3 separate regions of the Homo sapiens genome follow, and all the other regions are linked to region 3. A link is a contact called in ENCODE POLR2A ChIA-PET data. All regions are on one chromosome and are shown on one strand. Each heading gives the region's core, a stretch centred on a gene start or an enhancer-like site at or near the end of the contact. The rest is flanking DNA. Distances are from core to core; before and after follow the strand shown.

What was found. ChIA-PET counts read pairs that join two places held with the same protein, here RNA polymerase II (POLR2A).
Region 1: POLR2A ChIA-PET joins it to region 3 with 10 read pairs in activated CD4-positive, alpha-beta T cell. The contact joins the enhancer-like site here to the promoter of TJAP1 in region 3. POLR2A ChIA-PET finds 5 or more read pairs at or near these places in 7 of 52 experiments (AG04449, HEK293, K562 and 4 more).
Region 2: POLR2A ChIA-PET joins it to region 3 with 11 read pairs in SK-N-SH. The contact joins the enhancer-like site here to the promoter of TJAP1 in region 3. POLR2A ChIA-PET finds 5 or more read pairs at or near these places in 2 of 52 experiments (SK-N-SH and endothelial cell of umbilical vein).

The regions. Positions count from the first base shown.
Region 1 is chr6:43,095,427-43,098,126 of GRCh38, forward strand. The region is part of intron 1 of PTK7 (protein tyrosine kinase 7 (inactive)); the gene reads left to right. Among named protein-coding and RNA genes, the nearest start is that of PTK7, 20 kb to the left of the region's middle. RefSeq lists enhancers at 533-632, 1,103-1,172, 1,213-1,302. Within about 2 kb of position 1,350, at least 15 of the 41 ENCODE cell types and tissues checked have a DNase peak (open chromatin) inside an H3K27ac peak, as active enhancers do.
Region 2 is chr6:43,149,099-43,151,798 of GRCh38, forward strand. The region is part of intron 17 of PTK7 (protein tyrosine kinase 7 (inactive)); the gene reads left to right. Among named protein-coding and RNA genes, the nearest start is that of SRF, 21 kb to the right of the region's middle. Within about 2 kb of position 1,418, at least 5 of the 41 ENCODE cell types and tissues checked have a DNase peak (open chromatin) inside an H3K27ac peak, as active enhancers do.
Region 3 is chr6:43,476,302-43,479,001 of GRCh38, forward strand. It overlaps TJAP1 (tight junction associated protein 1), which reads left to right and starts at 1,269. Exons shown (of 11, transcript NM_001350562.2): 1 at 1,269-1,327; 2 at 1,786-1,931. RefSeq lists an enhancer at 1,619-2,412.

The sequences.
Region 1 (2,700 bases), core at 100-2,599, 380 kb before region 3:
GTGTAGATGCGTGTGTCAAGCCTTCTACCTGTTCACTTCTGTAGGCTTAAGCACTTTACCACATATGGGTTTCGGAAAGCATTCTTTCTGCGTTGTCACTGAGGCCCAGGAAGGAAAGGGGCCAATTTATGGAAGGCAAGAACTTAAGAGTCCCAGGGGCTAGGAGACTCAGCCCCTCGATTAAGGAATGCTCTTCTCCGCTTCGGTTGGCTTCCTATGAGAGTGTTTTGAAGAATAAGGTATTGTATAATAGATGGTGTGCCTTAAATGATGGGGAAGAACAGCATTGAAATGTTCTTCCTGATTGTTTTAAGAAAATTGCAGTGCTCTTTTTCTAAAAGATGGATGTACAGCTAAGGGCATTTTTGATGCAATACAACTTATTTTTGGAGGCCCTCTAAGATACAATGAGAAACTTTTTTCTGTTGGGGAGACTGATCTTGTCTTCATTGTCCTGTGAGGGTTGAAAGGGACCATGGTTTCTTTTAAACCAAGTCAACAAATACTTCAAAGCCCTTTTTATATCTAATGCAGCTACACAGATATGTGTAAGCTCTCAGTAGTCCTGAGTTCAGCCAGTTGCCTAGTTTGGGTCTAATGCCCTCCGATTCCATATTTGTATCCACAACCAAGAAAGCCTAGAGAGAGCCTGCATGGACCTCTGTGGGTCTCCCGCCAGCGGCTGGCCTCTCGGGTGAAGATGTGGCAGCTGAATTAACAGCTGCCTGTTCTGGGCCAGGCCTGCTATCTCAGCCTCGGGGAGAGGTGTTGATCAGGCTGACAGGGCAAGAAATCCCCCTGAGCCTCAGGTTGGAGAGAAATTAGTTAAAAGTTGCTCTCAGACTCCTGAAAAACTGCTTTCAGTTTTTGCTGCCAAAACAGAACTTCGAAAACGGTGTAAATTGGGTTCTTCACACTGTCTCCGTTTTTGTCACTTCCTTGCAGTTGGTGAAGGAGGACCGGGATCCAAGGGAGCTTTGCGGGTTCTCTTTCTGAGTTCCTCTGGAACCTGGCCTCAGGTGAAGGGGAGGTGGGGGTGGGTGGTGACCGGACAAGCCTTTGAGGTGCCTGGAACTAAGCCCCATTCCTTAGATCAAATAAATACCTTTTGTTTTTCCTGCTCACACTTTCCTCTGCCCTGGAGCCAGAGTCATAAAGAGGTGGAGATGTGAAGGTCTGCACCTGGTCGCTGGGGTGGTAGGTGGGATGGAGAGCTTCCCTTGTGCTCTGCACTTCCTGCCTTTTGCTGCTGCCCTGGGTGTGCAGGGGTCTGCCTGGGCTAGCCTGGGCACCTGCGGCTGTGCTGGGCCAGCCTGCCTGCCTGTCCGGTAGGGCCCTGCCTGAGCTGGGCTGTCAGCAAGCTGGTGAAACCGGCTGCACAAAGACGGATTTCACTTCAGGCTAAGTGTTTTGTTGCTGAATCATTTGCATTCATTAAAAGTAGTGAAGGGTGAGTGATATTTAAGGCAACATGACCAGTTTGCTGGGGGCCTGGAGGCCGCTGCCTTAGAACCTCATTAAGAATTCTTGGGGCCGTGGAGAGCAAGGGAGCAGCTCATTCAAAGCTTGCTTAACTTTTGACTGCCTTGGGCATAGGCCAGCTACTAAAATATGAAAAATGTTTGCCCAGCAGCCCCCAGAGCTTGGCCAGACTGCCCTGGCCAAAGAAAACACACACTTACAATTCATTATTTAGCCTCCTCCTGCGCGGTTGCTTGCATTTCTTCCTCTCCAGGGACCTTGCTGAGTTGGGGGCACCAGGTTGGGTGGGGGGCAGGAAGGCCCCTGCATCTTTTAAAGGGAAGCTAAACCTGAAGCCGGTGCTGTCTGTACTCCCTCACCCCATCCTGCCCCCACTTCCCTGGTTTATTTCACCAGTGCCCTACTGGTGGACTTCAGGTTTGTTTCAGAGGGTTTCCTATTTTAAACAATGCCACCACAAATATCCTTGTACCTGTCTTTGTCCTTGTGCTTGTATATCTGTAGGACAAATTCCTGGAAGTGGAGTTGCTCTGTCAAAGGATATGAACGTGTCAAAATTACATAGACGATTTTGTATTTGTTATTTTTGTGGAGAGGGAGATTATAGCTTTCATCAGATTCTTAACAGGTCTATGACCAAAAAAGTTTCTGAATCACTGCTCTGCAGTGGGCCTGTGAAATTTGCACAGGATAATCTATAAATATTGGTAAACATAGTTCAAATGCGGGGCATTGCTGGGTTGACCAGATAATTTGTCATCCAAACATCCCCACCTCCATGATTACTAAATATGCCGAGATGGCCAGATAACCCAGGGTTGTTCAGGTAACTGGCAGTGTGGGAGCCCAGTGCCCACTGGAAATCTTATCCCTGATCTCTGAGACTGTGTTCTCTGTTCACCACCAGTTAGCGCTGAATTAGCTGCTGCTTTCTGTTTTCCATTTTATCAGGTATGTTCTTTTTGTTGCCTACAACTCGATGGTAAGGTTGATCCAGTGGGTCAAAGTCTTGTCCTTGGTTTTCCCACACAGCCTAACCCTGCCTCAGCTGCCCAGTGGTAGCTCAAGACGTTTTTGGATTCCAAAGACCAGAATTCAGTTGAACTTTTCTGAACTGTGTTTATTCATCTGTAGAATGGAAATGATAATATCCGCCTCATGGGTTACGGTGAGGGGGTGAGGGTCTAGTGAGGTGTGTGTTGCAAGGGTTGCTGTTGT
Region 2 (2,700 bases), core at 168-2,667, 330 kb before region 3:
CAGTGGCTCATACCTGAAATCCCAGCACTTCGGGAGGCTGAGGCGGGAAGATCACTTGAGGCCAGGAGTTTGAGACCAGCCTGGCCAACGTGGGGAAACCCCATCTCTACTAAAAATACAAAAAGTACCTGGGCATGGTGTCACGTGCATATAATTCCAGCTACTCGGGAGGCTGAGGCAGGAGAATCGCTTGAGCCTGGGAGGCAGAGGTTGCAGTGAGCTGAGATCTTGCCACTGCACTCCAGCCTGGGCAACAGGAGTCAAACCCTGTCTCAAAAGAAAAAAAAAAGATTTCTGGACCATGACTCAGAATGAGGGAATTAGAGTATTTGAGAGTGAGGTCTAAAGATGTGAATTTTTCAAACAAGCTCTCCAGCTGATTCCTAAGCTCATTAAAGTTCAAGGAGCCCTGGTGGAGACTAGTAGCTTTGAAATGCTTTTTGATTATAATCCCTTTTAGGAAATGCATTTTAAGCTGGTGCAGCAGTATGTGCCTGTAATCCCAGCTACTTGGAAGGCTGAGGCCAGAGGATCCCTTGGGCCCAGGAGTGAGGCCAGCCTGAGTGACATAGCAAGACCTGCATCACTTAGCAACAACAAAAAAGAAATGCATTTTACTCATGATCTGGTGTGCAGGCTCATATAACTAAAATTAAACTTTCACAATGTTGTGTTTGATGCACTTGATGTTTTCTATCCTGTCCTCTTTTTATTTATTTTTATTTTTTGTAGAAATGGGGGTCTCGCCATGTTGTCCAGGCTGGTCTTGAACTTAAGTATTCTAGGGAGGTGGAGTGGTAGGCAGGGTGTTCCCTGGCCAGCTAGAGTTGGCACCAAAGTGCCATATTGGGTGTGAGTGGGCTGAGGGGAGCCTCAGGAGGATTTTAAGAGAGCAGTGAGTTAGTGACAGAAATCAAAGACATGGGTCCTGGGTGTTGGCATAATGGTAGGTAATGCCTTTTAGAGTAGCTGATAAGATGATATCAGAGAGCTGTAATCTGTGATTGCTTCATGGATCACTTGTGAACTAATGATGTGATGAGAAGCAGGATCAGCTTAGCACACCTGGTGGACCATGCTTTATGCAGTCAGATGCCGTGGCAGGAAACAGAAGGCCTCTTGTGAGATCTCATAGCATCACAGTGGGTTAGCCAGAACATGGGCAAACCCCTGGGGTGTTAAAATTGGAAAGGAAGGAGTGGGTCTGATCTTTACCAAAGAACGGGTCTTTTATAACAGTATTTGAGAATTACTCCAGTGGCTATCTGATGGCATCTTGCCCAGCATAAAGGAAACACCGAATTGGCTTGAGTCTAACAGAATTCCCTTTTACTGCCCTTGCTTTCCGGAAGCACCACCTCTCTGGAAAGATAGCAAGTCAGTTACCATGCCAAGTCCACCTTCTTCTGTTTACCTTGACTAGCAGCAGATTGTTTAACTTGTGAGCCAGATCAGAGAGAGCAGGCCAAGGGGACTCACAAGTCTGATGAGGGCACGTTACCAAAACCTTTGCCTGCCGCTTACAGAGAATCAAGCAAGGTTGGACAATGCCCTGGGATTTTGAAGCCTGAAGTGGAGTTGGCTCTGTTTATGATGGCCACTGAAGCAGCCTGGCCCCTTTACCACCAGTGCACCTGAGGCATTCTGAGGACGGTGCTGCAGGGGTTATTTTAGGGATGTAGACTCAGCTTTTTTTTTTTTTTTTTTTTTTTTTTTTTCCCGAGACAGAGTCTCGCTCTGTCTCTGTCACTCAGGCTGGGTTGCAGTGGCACCATCTCGGCTCACTGCAGCCTCCGCCTCCCAAGTAGCTGGGATCGCTCTTCAAGCGATTCTCCTGCCTTAGCCTCCCGAGTAGCTGGGATTACAGGAGCCCGCCACCACACCCAACTAATTTTTGTATTTTTAGCAGGGATGAGGTTTCACCATATTGGCCAGGCTGGTCTTGAACTCCTGACCTTGTGATCCACCCACCTTGGTCTCCCAGAGTGCTGGGAATATAGGTGTGAGCCACTGTGCCCAGCCAGACTCTGCTTTTTCATGGAAACCCCAGTGTACTTCCCTGTACCCAGAGAAGAGAGGCCCAGTAATCCTGACATGCCATCCACCTGCCTTCTTTTTTTTTTTTTTCTTGAGACCGAGTCTCGCTCTGTCGCCCAAGCTGGAGTGCAGTGGCAGTGATCTCTGCTCACTGCAAGCTCCGCCTCCCGGGTTCACGCCATTCTCCTGCCTCAGCCTCCCGAGTAGCTGGGACCACAGGCGCCCACTACCACGCCCGGCCAATTTTTTTGTATTTTTAGTAGAGGTGGGGTTTCACCGTGTTAGCCAAGATGGTCTCAATCTCCTGTCCTCGTGATCCGCCCGCCTCAGCCTCCCAAAGTGCTGGGATTACAGGCGTGAGGCACCGCGCCCAAGCCCCGTTTTTTTGTTTGTTTTTTGTTTTTTTTTTTTTTCGGAGACGGAGTCTCACTCCGTCGCCAGGCTGGAGTGTGGTGGCGCGATCTCGGCTCACTGCAAGCTCCGCCTCCCGGGTTGACGCCATTATCCTGCCTCAGCCTCCCGAGTAGAGTAGCTGGGACTACAGGCGCCCGCCACCATGCCCGGCTAATTTTTTTGTATTTTTAGTGGAGACGGGGTTTGACCAAGTTGGCCAGGATGGACACAATCTCCTGACCTCGTGATCCGCCCGCCTCGGCCTCCCAA
Region 3 (2,700 bases), core at 19-2,518:
CGCCTGTAATCCCAGCTACACAGGAAACTGAGGTGGGAGAATCACTTGAACCCGGGAGGCGGAGGTTGCAGTGAGCCGAGATCGCACCACTACACTCCAGCCTGGGCAACAGAGTGAGACCCTGTCTCAAAAATTAATTAATTAATTAAACAAACAGAATAAAAAAAATCTATTGAATACCTACTATGCCAGGCATTGTTTTAGACACTGGGGATACTGTGATGAGCAAGAAAACATCCCAGACCTCTGGAGTTTGCTTTGTAGTGGGGAGATGATCAATAAACAATAAATATTTAATATAATGTCAGATAATGATAAGTACTATGAATGAAAACATTAAAGCAGGGTAAAGGAGAATAGGGATGCTGATTTAGATTGAGTGGCCAAGGAAGGCTTCTCTAAAGTGATGACACTTGAGCAAAGACACAAATGAGAGTCAATATTTGGAGGAAGAACATTCCAGGTATGGGGAATAGCAAATTTAGAGACCCTGAGGCAGAAATATGCTTAATGCATTGGAGGAAAACATGCCATTTATTCATTAGGCAATTATTGTGTGCCAAGCACCTGCTAGGGAGTATGAAGATGCAATCAAACATAGTTTTTGCCCTGAAGAAGCAGCAGGGCAAAAGTGGTATAACATGTAAATAAATAATTACACTGCACGGGACAGCTACAGTAAAGCTATGTACAAGTTGCTAGTGATGCCCAGCAAAAGGAGCACTAAAGGGAAATCTTTCTGGGGGAGGTGACATTTTAGCTGATGGTTTGAAGGAATAGGAGGAATTGATGATGCAAAGGAGGAGGAGAGAGATTAGACATCTTAAGGCCCGATGTCCTGAAAACAAAGGACAATTTGGGAACCTGAAGTTCCCAGGAGAGGCAAAAAATGAGGCTGATGAAGGTGGAAGAGCCTGGATCATGCGGATCTTTGAATGCCAAACTGAAAAGCTGGTTTTATTCTCTGGATGACGGGGAACCAGTAGCACGATTCTCTCTCCCACTGTATCTTTGAGATGTGTTCCCCTATTCTTTTTTTTTTTTTTTTTCTTTCAGTACTGGATTCTTTCCCCGCTTCCCGCTATTGCCCTGCTCCTGACACCTCCTTCCTTCTGTGGCCAGTCCTCCAATCCCTGCTTTCAGGAGAGCCCCATTTTTCACCATCACCTACCTAGTGTCCCACCTCCCCAACCCGAGGCCCCGCCCCCATGGCCCCGCCTCAGATGACGCGACACGCCAAGTGCGTGGGGATTCCCGCGGCCCTGGCCACTACCCGGCCTGCCCCGCGGCAAGATGGCGGCCTGAACGCAGCTGGCAGCGGCGGAAAGTTTGTTGTGGGGTTGGAGTAGTCGGGCGGGGAAGCCAGAGTTGGGGAGGATTGCGGGGGCCCTAGCCTGTAGTAGGGGCGAAGGGGGTACTGGCTCCAGGGTTGAAAAGAGGAGATGGAATGGAGTAAGGTCCGAGGCGGAGAGGAAAAAAAGGAGCTGGGGCGGACCGGGGCCCTAGGGTCCAGTGGCAGCCCTAGGGGAGGGGGATTTGGGGGCGGGGCAGCCAGAAGTAGGTGTTGTGCAGGCCCTGGAGAAGCAGAGTCACAAGTTGGAGGAAAATTTCTTAGCCGCGAATAAAGAAGCCTGGAGCGTGGGATAGAGGCCCGACTGTATCTGGCCGGCCAGAGGGGAAAGGGATCTTTCTAGTAGAGTGGGATAGTGAGGAAGAGAGATCTGGAGGATGCCGGGCAGATCTGCTAAGGAGGGAACTAAAGCCAGTCAAATGACCCTCTTCTAGGCTTAGATCAGCCTTTCCACAGCTGTTAGCAGCATCTGCCCCAATTTCAGCTGAAGATTCAGGTGCCCCAGGGACTGGAAGAAATTACAGTGCCTACTTGGAAAGAAGAAGAGATAGCGACTTGCCCCAGTCCAACCCCAGAGCGGGTAAGGTGGCTTCCAGTGACAGGTTTCTGGCTGGCATGCTCCCTGGGAGGAGGATGCATGGGCTTAGAGTGATGCCAAGAAACATTTGGTCTGAAAAGGGCTCACTTTTATAGAGTTTGTCCTTTGTCTGAGGTCCTTAAGTTAGTGTTTGGCGTAGATTGCAGGCTGACTTTTGAGAGTTGGTGTAGAATTAAGCCTTGTGTGCCTTCACCTATGCAAGTAAACCTGGACAGAGGCCTAGAGACCAGGCCGAAGGATGTTAACACATCCCTGTCACAAGCAGTTTCCTACATGCTCATTGTTTCTGCTTCAATATCCCCATCACTTCTTCACTTTGGCGTCCTGCCTGGAAGTGGAGATTTGTGGGTGACAGATGGTGGGGAGTCACGAGAAAACAAATTCTGATCGTGTTCACTGACCATTTAGGTACCTGCTGTCACTGACTCCTGAATTCATTCTCGCTGTGTGTCTACTTTTGCTTTTTTGGTAAGAAGGGCTCATTAGTGTTCCTCTGGGGATGTGGATTTTGGTGGGGGTATCAGAGGTGAGGGAAAGGCAGGTTGGGATTAGAGAGAAAAAATGTAGATCAGTTTCTGGTAAGAGATCAAGTGGACTGATGTAAAGCTCTGGGAATGTTTAGCACCGCACTGCCTATCCTTGAGACCCCTAATATTTGAGAGCTACTTTACAGTTGGACAAGTGTGGTGATGCAAAGAAAGGATCATGGAACTTGCTCTTTTCTTTTCTGGTAGTTTTTTTCTCTCCTTTG